Regions from separate parts of the Mus musculus genome. Here region 1 is linked to region 2. The links are chromatin loops, found by intact Hi-C in ENCODE. Cell type or tissue: heart. All regions are shown on one strand. Each heading gives the region's core, and the rest is flanking DNA. Links, peaks and the distances in the headings are about the cores only. Region 1 overlaps Rai14 (retinoic acid induced 14). Region 2 holds the start of Rai14 (retinoic acid induced 14).

Region 1 (8,331 bases), core at 106-8,105, 82 kb after region 2:
GATATGGGGCCATTTATAAATTTGTCTCTTTTGAGCGGTTCTGTTAACATTCTGCAGTAGATCTGATGGACGCATTGATCACGCATCCCTGAGTGAAGGCCTACTGTTCGCTGAGCTTTTGTGGGAGGTAACATAGCAGCGCTTGAATGGAGAATTTCTCTCATTTTCCTATTCCATTCCTATTAAGGAATTCCTTGTGGAGGACGAAATTGCTTCAAATTCTCTAGCCAGCCTTGACATAAGATTCTGACTGTCCCTGAATGGGATCGGTGAGAGTAGTTGTTGGACCTAAACAATTCCTGGGAACCACCTTAAATGCTGGGCCAGAATCTTTAGAATGGAACCAGCAGTCGACAGACTCAACCAGCACCTGGGTGGTTCTCATGAGGGAGACACTGGGCTCACCTCGAGTGAATTTATGAGGTTTGGCATCTTAGTCATGAAGAAATTTGGGGAAAGTATACACAATTAAAAATCTTGGAAAGCCGGCCTTCTTGTGGAAAAGCTAAGGAAGTCGGATTCATCCAGGCCGTAAATGTATTTTTAAAAAGACCGAAACATGATTTAATTGTTTGCAAGAGAATGAAAGAATTTTATTATGACAGCGCAAACATTTGCTAAGTCAAGAGAGATTTAGATTAGTCAGGAGGGGGCGCATACTGAGCGTTCCGCAGGCTCCAGGGATGTAAGAAACAAAGGCTGCAGCTCAGAGTCTTCAGGGAACAAGCCAGACACCCCCTCCCCAGCCAAAGCAGGATGCCATACTTCATCTCGTCTAGACAGTAGGCCTCAGTGAGCTGAGTAGGTGGCCCCAGAGGACACAGCAGAGCAGAGATGCAGAGAGAGAGGTCAGCGGGAAGGTCCTGAGAGCCTGCGGGGCCCTGGTCAGCTTTAGAAGTTGGCCTGCATGTAAGTGGTGGTTGACAGGAGTGTTCTAAAGCAGGGGCTTCCGTTGTTTTTCTTGTAATTTCCAGTAAGAAGGACTTGTGACCGGAGCCCCGTGTGCGCCTTTAACACTAAGCCAGGCATTGGATCTGTTAAACCTGAGTGCCTGCCTGCTGCTGTCTCTTCTGTTAATGGTGGAGGGACAGAAGATTTAGGGTCATAGCTCGGGATTAGCTTCTAGATTGCTAAGGGCAATGGCCTCAGGATGCTTCTCACGCATGCCCCATGCTGTGCCTGGCGGAGGGAGAGTATGGAGGCACCTATGAATAAGGAGGGGCTTCCTGAGCAAGATGAACTGTAGAAAAAAGTCAGGGGCACTTTTCCAGCTCTGCCTTCCAGTTTGCTCTGAATGCTTCCTCCATTCAAACTTTTCTTTTTAAAGATTTATTTATTTATTATATATAAGTACACTGTATAGCTGTCTTCAGACACACCAGAAGAGGGCATCAGATCTCACCACAGATGGCTGTGAGCCACCATGTGGTTGCTGGGACCTGAACTCAGGACCTGTGGAAGAGCAGTCAGTGCTCCCAGCTGCTGAGCCATCTCCCCAGCGCCATTCAAACTCTTAAGCTCCCTGCTGTGTGTGAGCCATGTCCCCCTGCCCACCATGCGCCCCATGTGCAGCACTTACAGACTGAATGCTGTTGCAGATTATTGAACATTCACCTTGGAGAATCCATCTTCTCTTTGCTTCATTTGCTCAAAGAGGCTCAGAGAGCCAAGATCAGGGTCCCTTCAGCCCTCAGGCAAGTGCCCTTGCTGTATAGGAAGGGGCCCTTTCTTGCCACGTCTTCCCCAGAGGTCCGCCTGGAACTGATTTAGGAAACCCTCACCATCAGGTTTTTCACTGGAGCAGCAGCAGCGGACAGGAAATCCTTTCATGTGGCCTTGCCCAGCTTAAGTGCTTTCAGTCCCATTAAAGATTTCACATTCTTCTGACCGGCCCTATCTAGTTTTAGTTTAGCCGGTTTAGGTTAGGGAAGGATTTTACAGGACCATACTTTTCCATCTCAAGATTATATAGCTAGAGGTCACTGACCCTAAGTGTACTTTAGTGAAGCATTTTCTTGTTTATAAAATGAACTCTGGGAGAAAGCCACCGCTCTGTGTTTCTTAGCCTGTGCTGCAGTTAAGTGACACAAGACTTAGGCTGGTAACGAACACTGGTGTCCTCACCACGAGCTGTTGTCTTCGATTCGATGGGGAGCTTGGGTTGTAGTCGAGGTGACACCTCATTCTGCGTTTGTTAGTAAACTGTTGCAGCAGGAAGGGGAGGACCATTGCTCAGACAAACTTAAATAAAAATATAATAGGAAGTGATCATACCGGGTTGTGCTTTTCCATGCGGGACTTAATACTGGTTCCTCAAAGTTGTAGGAATTCAGCTCCTCAATTGCACTGACTGTTTGATGTGCACTAAGTTGGTCAGAGACACTTTTTGTGGATAGAGTCAGTAGTCTGAACAGCTCAGAGAATTGAGGCCTGGTATACAGGCCAAAAGGAAGAACTCATGTTTAAGCCCTTGGTAACCTTGAACTGTCGGCCAGTTTGGTTTGGTTTCACCGTGCCCTTGAGTGAACTGTGCACTAGGTCAAAGGCCTGCGTTCTCAGGCACCGTTCTCAGGCACCAGCTGTCAAGGTTAGCTAGCCATTAGCTAATGAGTAAGCTGACCCCATAGTCCTACATTGCTTCATCTTCTGAAGGGTACCTGAAGGAAGTGACCCTTTGTTGGAGTTTGCTGATGGCTGGTATTTCATTCAACTGTGGATGCTTTCTTTGGGAAAGCTAGCCTTCTTGGTTGTTCCCACGGTGAAGTGGAAGGCGGTTTTGAAAGCTGCTTGCTTTGAGCAGGGTTTGATGCTGGCCATGGCTGCTGTTGCTCATCCCTCTACCTCTCTCTACCTTTTGCCCCACAGACAAACGAGTGGAACAAGAATGATGACCGTCTGCTGCAGGCTGTGGAGAACGGAGATGCTGAGAAGGTGGCCTCACTGCTGGGCAAGAAAGGGGCCAGCGCCACGAAGCATGACAGCGAGGGCAAGACCGCGTAAGAGAGAATAATACTGGCTTGTTAAGGGTGGGGAGCATGTCTGTGGTAGTGTGTCTGCTGCTCTGGGCTCCATCGCCAACACTGTAAGAAACAAAAACCAAACCCCGAAATGCTGACTTATTCATCAAGGGGAGTTTGACCAATGCTTTGGGGGCCTTCAAAAAAAAAAAAAAAAACAACTAGTGCTGACTTCTTCCTAACCCCATGCGAAAACGTGTCTGGGTCTGTTTCCTTTCCCATCCAACTCCAAATTATACGTTGAACTTTCCCCTCGTGGCCATTAGCTGTTCCTGGAAACAACCAACCAACAATTGCACCAGAGAACAAATAGCACCAGGGTTGCGAGCGGTTGGCAGATGGGAAATAAATTCTCCCCTAGATAAGGAACAGCACAGCTTTCAAACCTTACTGCTTGTAATTCAGTAAGCCACCCTTTAGCAGAGGTCGTGGTTGTGTGAGAGCTATAGGAAGATTTTTGCTTTGTGTTTGTATGCCTCAAATTCCTGCTTACCAGAGGGGGCGCGGTATTGAGATTAGTAATGTTGGAGCCACCTCCATGAGGCCTCTCATGTGGCCATTATAATACTTATGACCTCCTAATCCTTGAGCCTTACTTTGTTTCATTCTTGTTAAGACAAGGACTCACTGTACTCCTCCTGGCTATCCCAGAACTCAACTATGTTGACCATACTGGCCTTGAACTCACAGATATGTGCCTCCCTCTGAATCCCAGTTGCTGGGACTAATGGTGTGTGCCACTGAGCCTCATGGTGATTCCTGACTGAGCCTCACTTTGGGTGTCCTCAGGAGAAGCGGCTTGTGTGCCAGTAGCGTCTGTCGCCAGAGATTCCAGCAGCTCTGAAAAGAAGTGTAGGTGTGGGGTTGTTATTGGTTGGCTTCTCCAGTTGGTGGCTGGGACACTTTTCTGAGAACTTCCAGAAATACTACATTTATTGCGGAGCTGGCCAACATGGCGCGATGCCTGCTGTTCACTAAGTCCTGGTCCATGGCTGCCGCTGGGCGACAAAGGTAGAACTGGATAATTACAGCAAAGGCCATATGGCTCTTACAGAGCCCCACGTCCTCATTGCCTGGCCCCTTTTTATAAACCTTCACTTTCCTTTGAGTTTAGGTAAAGCAAATGGGGTATTTGTCCGCATCTTCTGTTCCGTAGAGGTAGAGCTTCTTCCTAGAGGCCGTGATGTGTTGATGGTTAGTAAAGGTTCAAGAGAGTATGGATGGCCCATGGTTGTAGGTACAAAGCTAGCACAATCCTCCCCCATAGGAGACATTCAAGAAACGGTTTCTTCTTTCTCACTCCAGGCTAGTGGCTCTCACACAGGGAGCCTCTGCACTGGAATTGCCTCAGGTGCCTTAAAAAGCTGTCCTGACTCTGCACCTTGTGTCCCCGCCCCCCGGAAGTCTATTCTTTTGTCCTGACATTTCTGGTGAGAGATGGTGCCTTTTGTACTAATCTTCCACAGCCTTTCTACAACTATTCCTTGTGACCAGGGGTCTGCATAAGACAGCCTTTTATCGTCATCCCAGGGGAAGGCAAGATAAGTGCTTATGATGGCTTTTATTATTATTATTACATACTTTCTTTCGTTGTTTTTTTGGTTGGTTGGTTGGGTTTTTTTTTTTTTTTTTTTTTTTTTTGGTTTTTCAAGACAGGGTTTCTCTGTATAGCCGTGGCTGTCCTGGAACTCACTTTGTAGACCAGGCTGGCCTTAAACTCAGAAATCCGCCTGCTTCTGCCTCCCAAGTGCTGGGATTAAAGGCATGTGCCACCATGCCAGCTTATTAGATACGTTCTTTATTTACATTTCGAATGTTATCCCCTTCCCTCTTTTCCCCTCTGAAAACTCTCTATCCCCTTCCCCCTCCTCCTGCTCACCAACCTCCCACTCCTGCTTCCTTGTCCTGGCATTCCCCTGCATTGGAGCATTGAGCCTTCTCAAGATCAAGGGCCTCCTCCCATTGATGTCCCACAAGGTCACCTCTGTTACATATGCAGCTGGAGCCATGGGTTCCTCCATGTGTACTCTTTGGTTGGTGGTTTAGTCCCAGGGAGCTCTGGGGGTACTGGTTGGTTCATATTGTTGTTCCTCCTATGGGACTGCAAACCCCTTCAGCTCCTTGGGTCCTTTCTCTAGTTCCAGCATTGGGGACCCTGTGCTTAGTCCAATGGTTGGCCGAGAGCATGAACCTCTGTATTTGTCAGGCAATGGCAGAGCCTCTCAGGAGACAGCCATATCAGGCTCCTGTCAGCACCAAGACAACACTCACTAAAATGAAGAAAAATTTGCTAGTTTGTAACTTAGACACAGGCGGGAATACCTTATGAAATTTTTTTCCTTATTTCCTATTTATTCTGTTTAGAATAGATGGCGAAGATGGCCATGGTCTAGTCTCTCTTTTCTACTGTGGCAGAAGGCACATCACATAAAACTAAGCATGTTAATGATTTTAAAATCTACAGTTCAGTTTCACAATGAGGTTCGACGTCCCCAAGGAAACTTCGTTCTCACCAGGTAGCCATTCCCAACCTCTCCCCCTGACAATCATTAATGAGTGTGCAAGCTCTCTGTGTTTGCCTCTTCTGAATATTTCATGTAAATGGAGTTATGTATGTAGCCTCTAGCTTCTTCACTTAGTGTGTGTGCTCAGGGTCCATCCATGTTTTATACGTGCCAGAGTTCATTCTGGTCTCGTACGCTACATAGAAGCGGCATGGAAACCCCTGCTTCCATTTTTCAGATGATAAAAGCAAGGCTGTCCCTATCTCGCTCTCCCAAGGCACTCCCACTTGGAAGTCAACTTTGTTCTCCCCGTTAAAGATCCTTACATAAAAAGTTCGAAGAACTAATGAAAGAAAGGCGATCCCTTTTCCAGTGTGGGATTTTTCCATACGTCGTCATCTGTCAATACTTCCTTTTCCTGCTCAGGATACGTATGTGAGGACTGAGCTTATTAACTGGTAAGAATTTAAGATTTAAAGGCACGGTGGAATTAAGTCTTATCTGGCCTTATATTTCTAGTCCAACCCTACGGTTGCAATATTCACATTGAGGTTAGGCGGAGAGACCGAGAAACCATCTTCCATGTCACTTTAGCATCCTGTAACAATGTTCACATCGAGGCTTCTGTTATAAAAAAAAAAAAAAGAGCCCCGTGAGACTTCCCTCCTTGCCTTAGCCTTGTCCCTTCAGCTGTAGCTCTTGGCTGGACCAGCCTCATGGAGCCTATAGAGGTCACTGGTGTCCACTGTAAGAGGTGCTTTGCCTCTCTCTCTGAAGATTAAGGCCGCATCATGAACTTGGAAATCATGTCCTTGGCCACGTTTGGCCTCATTTTCTGCCTTGTATATAGTTCCACAGCAAAATGGGGCTGCAGAACCCTCTTGTAGAGCGCGTTCAGGGTAAGGGGTTGTGCCTGAGTGCAGAGTCTTGCTGTGGTCATTCAAGGGCATCTCTCCACTATGTAAACATCGTCTCTCTATGTGACCTCTTCTCCTACCTGTCCCTACCTCTTCTGCAGTCCAGACGTTGATGGATCTGCCCAGGATCTTCCAGGTGCGTTTGATGGTTCGGAAAGAACAGGAGCAGAAGTGACATAGTGACACTTCCACTGAGGAAAGCCCAGCGTTCCAAAGGATCTGAATGTCATCAGTAGTGAAACTCCTGCACGGCAAGGGTCATGCCATTTTTGTTGAGTTAGGCTTTCCCTGTGTTGTAGGCACAAAAGAACCATTTGCTGTGCTTGCTCTGGAGAAAACCTTTTTTTTTTTTCTTATAAGGCTTCATAGATAAATTACCTAGGAGTGGAGAATTAACTTGGGATCTAGGGAATAGCAACTCTGGAAAAGCTACTATTCCCATACCCCTGCGTCCCGGGCAGTTTCAATAGAAAAGCTCTCAGCGTGTATTATCCAGATGTTCAGCAAGCCCAGAAGTCCCAAGAATGCGGTGGTCAAGGCAGCCATTGCCCAGACATTCTCCAGAAACTTCCATATCCCAAGACCAGATGGGTAGCTTGGAAATTCCCAAAACTTTTTCATCTCTTCCTGAGTATCCCCTGTCATCCATGGCGAGAGGCGAAACTGTCAGAAAATTTCTTCCTCTGACACTGATCACAGAGGAGTTTAAAAAAAAAAACCAAAATCCAAAAAAAGGAAAAAGCGGTTGAACGGCTGGAATTCATTTAGGAAAGGGTAAAATAGGAGTGGTGACTTGGCGGGAAGACGACAAAATAGAACAGAGCGGGGCAGAAAGTTACCGCTCCAGGCTGTTTGTGGAATTAGGCTTGGCTTTCCTCCGCCCCATCTGGGCTCTTTCCATGGGGAGGTAGGGAAGCAGGGGGGTGACAGAACCCCAAAACCTTACGGGGGAAGAGCCTAATTGCTTCAAGATGCTTTCCCCTGTGTTGGATATGCCTTTAATTAAAGTTATGTGTGTTTGTCTTAGGAACAACCAGACTAAATAAAATCACTACTGGGACCATAGTATTTGAACAAATACTCACCAGGGTATATGTACATAGACCTTACAGACAGAAAGGGGTGCAGGGGGTGGGGGAGGGAGGAAGAGAAAGAGATGGAGGGAGGGAGAGAGAGAGAGAAATAGAGGGAGAGAGAGAGAGAGAGAGAGAGAGAGAGAGAGAGAGAGAAGAGTGTGTAGTCCACATTTTAGAAACCTGATCTCTTTGGCCCCGAAAGCAAAAACTCGTGAAAATATTTTTAAACAACCATGGAAGTGGGATGTAGAGAAAGCGCTTTTGAGCTCTGCACGCCAGTATAGTAAGGCACTTCTCTGGCCGGTGACCTTTTCCACCCTCTGCCTTTCTGTTTGCTCAGAGTAGGGCTGCGTTAGAGAATTGGTACCAGCAGTTCTGTCTGAGAAATCAAGTGACACCATGTGACCAGCCTTGTCTAGTTCTTCTTGCAGAGGACTTGTAAATTATCTAAATAGTTACGTACAGTATGCGATTGCAGCCTCTGCCCCTCTCTGCAGAGTCACTGTACAGCTTCCTTTTGAAGGTTGGTCTTAGGTAGTCATAGATTGTGTGGACCAAGTGTTTCTCTCTTGAAGCTGCTCAGGAACTTGGAGCCCAGGTTTTGGTATTCCTTATCCCCTGATTCATAGCCTTCTGCTTTCTGTCGACAGCTGACAGGCCTACATACTCTACTGTCTTCACACAATTTTTAAGTTGATTTTTTTGTATATGAGTATTTTGCCTGTAGGTGTGTATGTGCATCATGTGTGTGCCTGTGTGCCTGGTGCCCATGTAGTTCAGAAGAGGGCACCGGAACCTTGGAAATGGGGTTCCAGAT
Region 2 (8,331 bases), core at 315-8,314:
TGCCTTCTGCAAGCAGGGCGCCAGGCAGGGCTTTCTGTAGCCCCTCTCCCGAGCAGGTGCTCAACTTTGCTGAGAAGCAAAGTGGAATGACCTACCTTTCATAACACGACTGCTGGCTTTCTGAGAAATGGAAACCCCACACACCAGTTGTGTTTTGAAGCTGCTTTTCCACCACAGACTTGCTACATTTTACAACCTAAAGTTATTTTATGAATGTTTTCCCTGTGTTCATGGCTTTCTACTGGGAGATATCAAAAGAATGCTTTTATGTTTTTAATGAATACTTGAGCCTGTGTATATACGCGTAGAATATTCTCTCCCTGTCTTCTGCTTGTATTATGTCTTCTGCTTCTTCTTGGGACTGGCTTCAGAGCTCCATGGTTCTCTCAGCCTGGCTGCTTTTGCCTAGACAGAGAGGGGACTGTGTGCTGAGTCTGCTTCCCATCACTGTAACACAATACTAGAGATAATCAGACTATGAAAAGATAAGCTTTAATTAATTAATTTGGACACTCGAGATGAGGTCTCCTGTAGCCTGATCTGGCCTTGAATTCACCATGAGCATAAAGATGACTTTGTACTCCTGATTCTCCTGCCAAGAGCTGAGATTATTGGCACGTGCTACCCATCACTCCTTGCTGAAAGCCTTATTTTAGTTCACTGTTACGGAGGCTGCACTCCATGATCCGTCGGTCATGACGCTTGCTCTTAGACTTGTGTCAAGCACTGCATGGTGGCCAGCATTCATGGCACCATCAAGCTGTTTGCCTCATGGCCAGGAGCAAAGATAAAAAGCTACTTGAGTGTCACAGACCCCTTCAAGGGCACATGTCTTTGGACTGAAAAGCCTCCCTGTCCCTACTAAAAGTTTCATCATTTTTCAATAGCACAGTCCTGGGGATCATGCCTTGAACACACAATGGACACTTCAGATCCAAACCGCAGCACTGTCCACACACCAAATATTTTAGTTTTAGTGTGCTTTTTCTGAGAGGTCATGGAGTTGAATATTCTGATGTTCTTTCACTGATTAGGAAAGGGAGACCAGAAGAGGCTAAAACACTTCAAGTTCAAAGCCAAAAAAAAAAAAAAAAAAAAAAAAATGGATCTGATCACCTGGCCTCTTTGCTCTTATTATTCATCATATATGCAATATATATTGTGCAACACTTACCTTTCTGGGGGTAAGGCATGCAGGCAAGGAATGCAATGAAGTGGAAACTTAAGGGTACTTTGGAAAGTCAGTTAGGTGGTGTTTTGCTGGGGCAAACATATGAAGGAATCTTTAGCTAACGTGGACACAGGTGAAAGGATGTTTTGAGAGAGCAAACACACAAAAGGATGCTTGATAAAGAAGTATAAATATGACCCCACAGACAGTGGGAGACAGCACTGAGCATTGGTTGGCTTTGCTCCACTTCATTATTCTTTGCTAACAACACACATATATTGGTTCGCCTTACATGGTGTTGTTGAGCTCAACTTGTGATAACGCCGCCATTGAGTAGAACTTCCCAAGAACTGCTTGTGAGGTTCCTGCAACAGCTTGTGGTTTCTGCGGCAGGTTGGTGAGCCCGGCAGGTTCCTCAGGACTGAGATACAGCTGTCTAGTGTCTTCTTACTAAAAGAACTAGACTGTAGCTGCTGGTTTATGCCTGGTGTCTGCCTGCCTAGAGGACTGGTCTACAGCTGCTAAGTCATATTTGGTGTTTGCTACTGAACTGCTGCCAAAGAAGATTGAATTTGCCCCCCAAAACTATTGCTAAGCAGGTCCTCTCTCCCCATATCCTAATAACCTTTCTCTTCCACTACCTCTACTGGGTGGTGGGCTAGAGGAGAGGTTAAACCCGTAATAAAAATGGGTTACAAAAAAGTTATACCTACCATGTAACCTGTTTATCCCATCAGATTTTAACAGTCTTTAGATAGCAGTTACTCACTTCATTCTGGCAGCCAATTCACAGTCCCAGACATGTTCAAAACCTGAGCTCGGTTAGCATTTCTAAAACTCCTGGGCAAAACAAAAACAAAACAATGAGAAGACGTTACTTAACCCCAAACCGATTTCTGTGCAGGAGGAAGCATTTTGAGGGTTGTCTAAGGAAGGTTGAAGACTCTAGAGTACACTGGGTGTTAATTTTGAGTTTGAAAAGATTGAATCTGCAAACGGTTTTGGCACAGTCTCCCCTCCACACAGTGCCTCACACACATCAAACTTGCTGATGGGGGCTGAGTTATAAACTAATGAGGGTAGCACACAAGGCACCTATGGGAACAGGGCAGCGTGAGAAAGGGGTCTTTTCAGGTGACCAGGAAAGATAAGCAGAGGCGAAGACTTGGGTGATGAAAGGCTGGTTAGAGAGACACTTGTTGAATAGTTTAACTACAGTTTGTCGTCGGTTTCCTAAACAATATGCACACACTGGCATTTCCAAAGGAGCCTTTGACAGGCTGTACCACCCTCCCAGCTGCCTCTGATTCAACAAAAAGCAGATCCACAGGTGGTTACCTTTCCTCCAGCTGGAGGATCGGTAGAAGGTACTTAAATACTCTGTTGGTAACTGATTAAAGAACCCAAGATCAAAACCCGGTTAGAAGAAATGGCCCACACTACACAGGGTGCTGTCAATTGTTTCTTTTAGTGTGGTTTTTAGTTCCACATCACATGTGTAAAAGTGTGTATCTTGCTTTGAATTGGCTCCCCACTCCCACTCCCCTGCCCCGCCCCCCCCCCCCAGGGATTCTTTTTGATGTATGGTACTTAGGAAGTAAAGACTATTGAGCTAAAGATGAAGCTTTTGTTTTCTAGTTGGCAAGTTCGCTTGTGAAAGCTAAGGCAAGGTGTTCTCTTAGGGAAAGGAGTGAAGGGGTGGGGTAAAAAAAAACAAACAAACAAAAAAAAACAAACCACCCGATCCGATGGTAACACACAAAGTCAAGATACTGTACACTGATTGCTGTTAGGGTGACTCTCACTTCTGTTGGAACTGGTTGTTTTTCCTCCTTACTTCAGTGGACTTACAGGCGATCCTAGCAAAAATAGCTAGGATCTGCTTACTCTAGAAACCTTTCTGTGCGAAAGACACAACACCAACCAGGAGTCCCATGGAGCTTTGGTGAGTCAAACTTTTTACGATCTAGCTGGCTAGTGGGACTAAAATCCCTGCTTAAATTAGGGGAATAATAGTGAGATTTCAAACCCTCAGAATTAATGGAAGGGTCGATTCGGTTCAGAGGTCCGGTCCTGGTGGTCTGGGGGAGGGAAGCTTTACCGGATCTCAGGACTTCCAAACTCAAGACACCCCGCTGAGGGCGCTCCTGCCCCTATCTAGCCGGCCAGTCCAGGCTGTAGATAGTCTCCCAAGCCCTGAGCAGAACACAACTAAGTTTTGTCTTACACCTGAGGAGTGTTAGGAAACAGTCGCTCCAACCAACTGGTTTAGCCCAGAAAATGTAAGTACATTCTGGTTTACTTTCTTTTCGTTCACACTGGAAATGGAACCGATCTCAGTCTGGTTCAGAGGGGGCTTGGGTCGGTGACTCGGCTTTTCCTAAGACTACAGATAACTTTGGAAACTGACCAGAAACAAGTACTTTTTCCGAGCCCTTATCCTACCCCAGCGGTGGAACCCGCATACCGCGGATCTCACTAACTTCAAGTTAAGGTGTGAGACAGACCCACGCAGAAGGATTCCCACGATCCGCAGAAACGCAAGCGTGGACGTCCGGGACGCGCCGCGGGCCGGGGCGTGGGCGGTCGCAGAGCACCTCCCGCAGGTCCAGGGAGCAGCTCCGGGGCCAGGTCACCTGACTCCCGGAATTTGGGGCCGCGCGGAGTGGGAGTGGCTAGCAACTCCCTCCTGGAGCCCACGGGATCCAGGTCGGGGGCCGGCGCCCGGCGGCCACGTGGTGGTGCTGCCGTTGCCCCCGCCCTGCCGGCGGAGCCCCGGAGCTGAGCGCCCACTGACCCCGCGTCGGGAGGAGGAGGAGAAGGAGGAGGAGGAGGAGGAGGAGGAGGAGGAGGGACCCAGCGCAGGAAGCCGAGCAGGAAGCGAGCCCGGCAGCCGCACTTTCCTGGGGAAGCGGCGGGCGGGACGGCCAGCGGGGCCAGGAGCTGAGGCCGCCGCTTGGATGGGGTGAGTGGCGGCGGCGAGGCTGGGGTGCGGGCTCTGGACTCGGTCCCCGCCTTTGTGTCTGGGGCTGCGCAGAGCTCCGGGCGCCGAGAGGAGCGGGCGGGAGTTTTGGTCTGGACAGAGCTTTGGCCGCTCACTGACCACGGAAGACAGTTGGAAGGGGGGGTGGGGTGGAGGAACGGGAGGATAGTGGGGATCTGGCAGAAAGAGAGAGAGGTGCGACCTAGTTTGGAAAGGGGGTTCGCCTCCTCTGGCGGTCTGGTGCGGGACAGTGGCGCGGGGTGTCTGCGGAGGGAGCGCGGGTGGGAATGAATGACCGGACCCGAGAGGACGCTGTGGCTGCGCCCCCGGGGCAGCCCGTCCCACTTTCGTGCCCTGCCCCGGGTCCGGTGCCCCAGTCCTTGCTCCCTGGCTCGACCCACCTCTTGACTGAACTTGGAAAAGCCGGAGACGGGAGGTGGGAGCGAGAGACGCCCGGTGGCTCTGGAGACCCACAGTCCGCTATTGTTCCTTTACGGACTCAAGGGAGCTGGTGAGCTGTCTGGAGGGCGCAGGCGAGACCACCCTGGGCCTGCCACTACCCCTTACCCCCAACTCTCCTTGTCATTTTCCCCCACCACAGCTCCTAGGAGGGCAGGGAGGAGGATGCTGGAGTTGGGAAACATTCCAAGCTGCTGGGCTTAGGTCGGCATCCTTCGCGACCCGTCCGGGAGGGCAAGCATCCATCCTTCTTTCAACTCTCGCCTACTGTCTTGGGCCAGTTTGTGTCGCCAGTTTAGGTTCTGCAGTTTCCAGTAGTTTTTCATTTTGGATTTCACATTTCCTTTGGTGGAGGGGGGTTAAGTATGGAAAGGCAACAGATGGGGAGATTAAAGCAGATGGAGCCCACTGTGACTTAAAGAGGCAGGGGTGACCTCACAGAGGCCTGAGCTTTATATAAAGCCAGGCTTTCTTTTCTAAGGAGCCCAGCTCAGCTCAACTTTACGTCGTTACCAAGTATGCAGATGCAAGGCCACTCACTTCGTACCTGCTCCTTCCCTTCACTCTGAACTCTGGTGATTTGAATGCTATCGGCTTTAGGAAGAATAGCGCAGAGCAGAGCTGCCTGGGACTAGAAGACTGCTTATTGTCTGGGGTATGAGATCTCAAGGTTGTGAAGGCTGGCCTAGAGAAGAACAAGGTTTGTCCCTTTAGCGGATCTAGCGTTTGCTCTTTTAGCGAGAACTTGCATCTCCTATGGGTTTGAACGGAATTGGAAAAAAGCCTGTGAATCCCAGGGAGGTTGGACTTCGCTTTGTCCCACCAGTGCTGGGCCCTTGCTTACACGTGAGAAAGCGAGTCGTTTTGTTTTGTTTTTGACTGATGGGTTTAATTTTTAACTGTTAATGATAACTTACTATCGGAGTCTTTTCTCCCTTAGGCTTATAAGACAGCCAATTTTATCAGAAGAAATCCCATTCTTGTTGACTAAGTACTGGGAGAGACATCCTGTGCGGGGCTGTCAGTTTTTTCTCCAACTGTGGAGATGCTTCGTGAATGAATTTATTGTATTATTTACATTTGCATCCTTAGATGTGTTTTTATGACTTTAAAGGGCAGTGTAGGAGTTCATACATAGCCCAGTTCAAAGATCTTTGTGCTGTCATAGTAAAACTGACTAAGAATGGGCTCCCCAGTCACTGGGGATTCGGTGAAAAAGTAATATAGTGGCCCCTAACGTTTACTGTCTCCAGACTCCCACTTCTTAACGTGTGTAAGCAGAAGGTACAAACACTGCCTCCCTTGTTTTTGTTTGCTCTGTGTGTGTGTGTGTATGTGTGTGTGTATGTGTGTGTGTGTGTGTGTGAGAGAGAGAGAGAGAGAGAGAAATGGGTGTATGTGCAATTGTATGCACATGTATGTATGTGTGTGTGGATGTCTACCTGTATGTTTTCATGTGAGCACCAGTACATGCTGTGGAGATGGGAGGACAACTTGTCCAGTTAGTTCTCTCCTATGACGTGGGTTTGGGGAACTGAGCTCAGGGCTTCAGGCTTGGCAGAAAGATTCTGTACCTGCTGGGCAACATGGCCGCTTTGATCCTTTTTCCTGTTACTGGCTGTCAAGCGCAGGGCCTGTGGTATGCTAACTTGGATGTTGCAGCCATGTTAACTCCCACCCCAGAGCCACCCAACTTTACAGGTAGAGAAACTGAGATTTGAAGTTAAAGCCATGTGGGCCTTGAGGTGAACAGGATGTAGGCAAGCCTTGTCTTCCCCTTTCTTCTTTTCCTAACCAGCTTGTCTTCCACAATAGAAATACATGTGAAATGGTTCAACGATAAGTGAAAATTGAGCATAGTAAGGCATTCATCTTTCCACTGTATAGGTTTAAAAGTTGCTTATGAATTCTCTTCCTATTCCCTCCCTCAGATAAAAACAAATACGTTATCTGCCTTTTCTTCTTTTCTTTTAGCCCCGAGCAAGCACAGATGTCCAGTTAGTACATACATAGTTCCCAAGCGTGTCGGGTCCTTCTCTGTGGGTCTACGAAGATTCTTGAGCATTTATGAGCCTAGTTTTACATTCATGGCACCATACAACTTGCTTCTCTAGTAATTTTGTTTGAGGTCCATGTAGGTCTCTACTCACACTTAGCTACTGCAGGCCATTCTCTTAGGTAAATAATACAGTGTGTCTATTCCCTTGACAAGTGAAAACTGGTTTCCAGGGCTTAACTGTTAAAGGCACCCTTTTAGCTGAGGGAGAGCCCACCACCTCTATGTATTTATTTATTTGACTGTAATATGCGGAGGTGTAGCAGTGCATACCCCGAGAGACAAGTTCCCTCGTTCACAGGTTCTCGAAGCCAGTTGCTAGGATAGTGAGATCTCCGAAGGTCACTTTGGCTATTTCATTCATTTCTCAGTGAGGATTAGGGTCCTGTCATCTGTCACCTAACAGCCATCTGTTAGGTAAGAAAGGGAACACGGATCAGTTTTAAATAGTAAACATTTAGATGAACTTGGCTGGGTTTTCTTTGTTTTAAAGCATTGTGGTGCTGAGCTTGGGATACATATGCTAAAACCTTGCTGGTTGCCTGACCTGGGATTGTTCACTATCCTCTTGCTCATTTCTTCCGGTTTTTTTTTAGGCCCGAGGGTGTTAATTATGCATGCATGGAGGCAGGCCTCTCCTCTATGAAAATGTGGCCGTGTTAATGACATAACTTGTCCCTAATATGGTACCCAGCTCCTCAGAGAAGAGTTAGGCTTCCGGACCTATTGGCTTCCGTCTTCTTCCCTCAGGCTTTGAGGCTCATCCTGGCCTCCAGCTCTTGGCCTTTGCTGTTCCTTCTCCCCAGAGCCCATCTCCCCTACATTGGCTCTGGCCATTTCCCCTGAGGTGCTCGCTCAGACACATCTGGCTCCTGAGCAGTGTAACCTGGAAGAGTGAACCTCTTCCCTGTTTGCTCCCCTGTGTGGCCCCTTGTTACCTTACCATTTACCTTAGTTTACATCAGTACTGTCTTTCTGTGCTAGAGTACAGGTCAGAAGGGTAAGAGAGTCACATCTGTTTTTTTTTTTTTTTTTGGTTTTTTGAGACAGGGTTTCTCTGTATAGCCCTGGCTGTTCTGGAACTCACTTTGTAGACCAGGCTGGCCTTGAACTCAGAAATCCCCTGCCTCTGCCTCCCGAGTGCTGGGATTAAAGATGTGCATCACCACGCCCTGCTACATCTTTTTTTTTTTTTTTAAATCACTGTCACATGAGTACTGAGAGCAGTGTGGATATAGTAGCTCCCCGTACATACGGGGTACATGTGAGTGACCGTAAGATGCTTCTTATTGAATCAGCGTATGTAATGGTACAGTCCTAGACCCTACTGGCCTCTTCACTCCTACCTCTGCCCAGTGTATAGACTTAGTATAGCACAGGCCATCAAGCCCACCTACTAATGCTATGCTTGCTCTTTTCATGTCCTACTCACTAGTTTTCTCCCGAACTTTCTTCCTCCGCACATGTTGGGCATTCTGAGGGTGTCAGATGTTCAGTAGAGTCATTTATCATTTACAGGTTCTAATGGGATTTAAAGAATGCTTACCAAAAAAAAAAAAAAAAAAAAAAAAAAAAAAAATCCTCTCTGTGCCACTGTGTAAGCCCTCAGAGTACCTGTGTCTTGATGTACTTTTTCTCCAGTATTTTTCTGCCTGAATATAA

What was found. Peaks named below come from ENCODE experiments on the same cell type or tissue, not always from the same donor. Only the 100,000 strongest peaks of a DNase experiment are listed, where the experiment ranks them.
Region 1: it touches region 2 in a loop (2.0-fold over the local background); 1 of 42 quality-filtered maps calls a loop at or near these places.

Annotation. Positions count from the first base shown.
Region 1 is chr15:10,627,801-10,636,131 of GRCm38, reverse strand. Rai14 (retinoic acid induced 14) reads left to right here. Exons shown (of 18, transcript NM_001166408.1): 3 at 2,866-2,996. Among named protein-coding and RNA genes, the nearest start is that of Gm10389, 32 kb to the right of the region's middle. In heart, for the core only: no CTCF peak of the experiment used is centred there; no DNase peak of the experiment used is centred there; H3K27ac peaks cover 1,456 bases.
Region 2 is chr15:10,710,328-10,718,658 of GRCm38, reverse strand. It overlaps Rai14 (retinoic acid induced 14), which reads left to right and starts at 4,028. Exons shown (of 18, transcript NM_001166408.1): 1 at 4,028-4,136. 4930556M19Rik (RIKEN cDNA 4930556M19 gene) reads right to left here and starts at 3,823. Exons shown (of 7, transcript NR_045063.1): 1 at 3,679-3,823; 2 at 1,885-2,011. In heart, for the core only: a CTCF peak has its summit at 3,330; DNase peaks (open chromatin) are centred at 3,898 and 4,688; H3K4me3 peaks cover 3,391 bases; H3K27ac peaks cover 2,507 bases; H3K27me3 peaks cover 3,045 bases.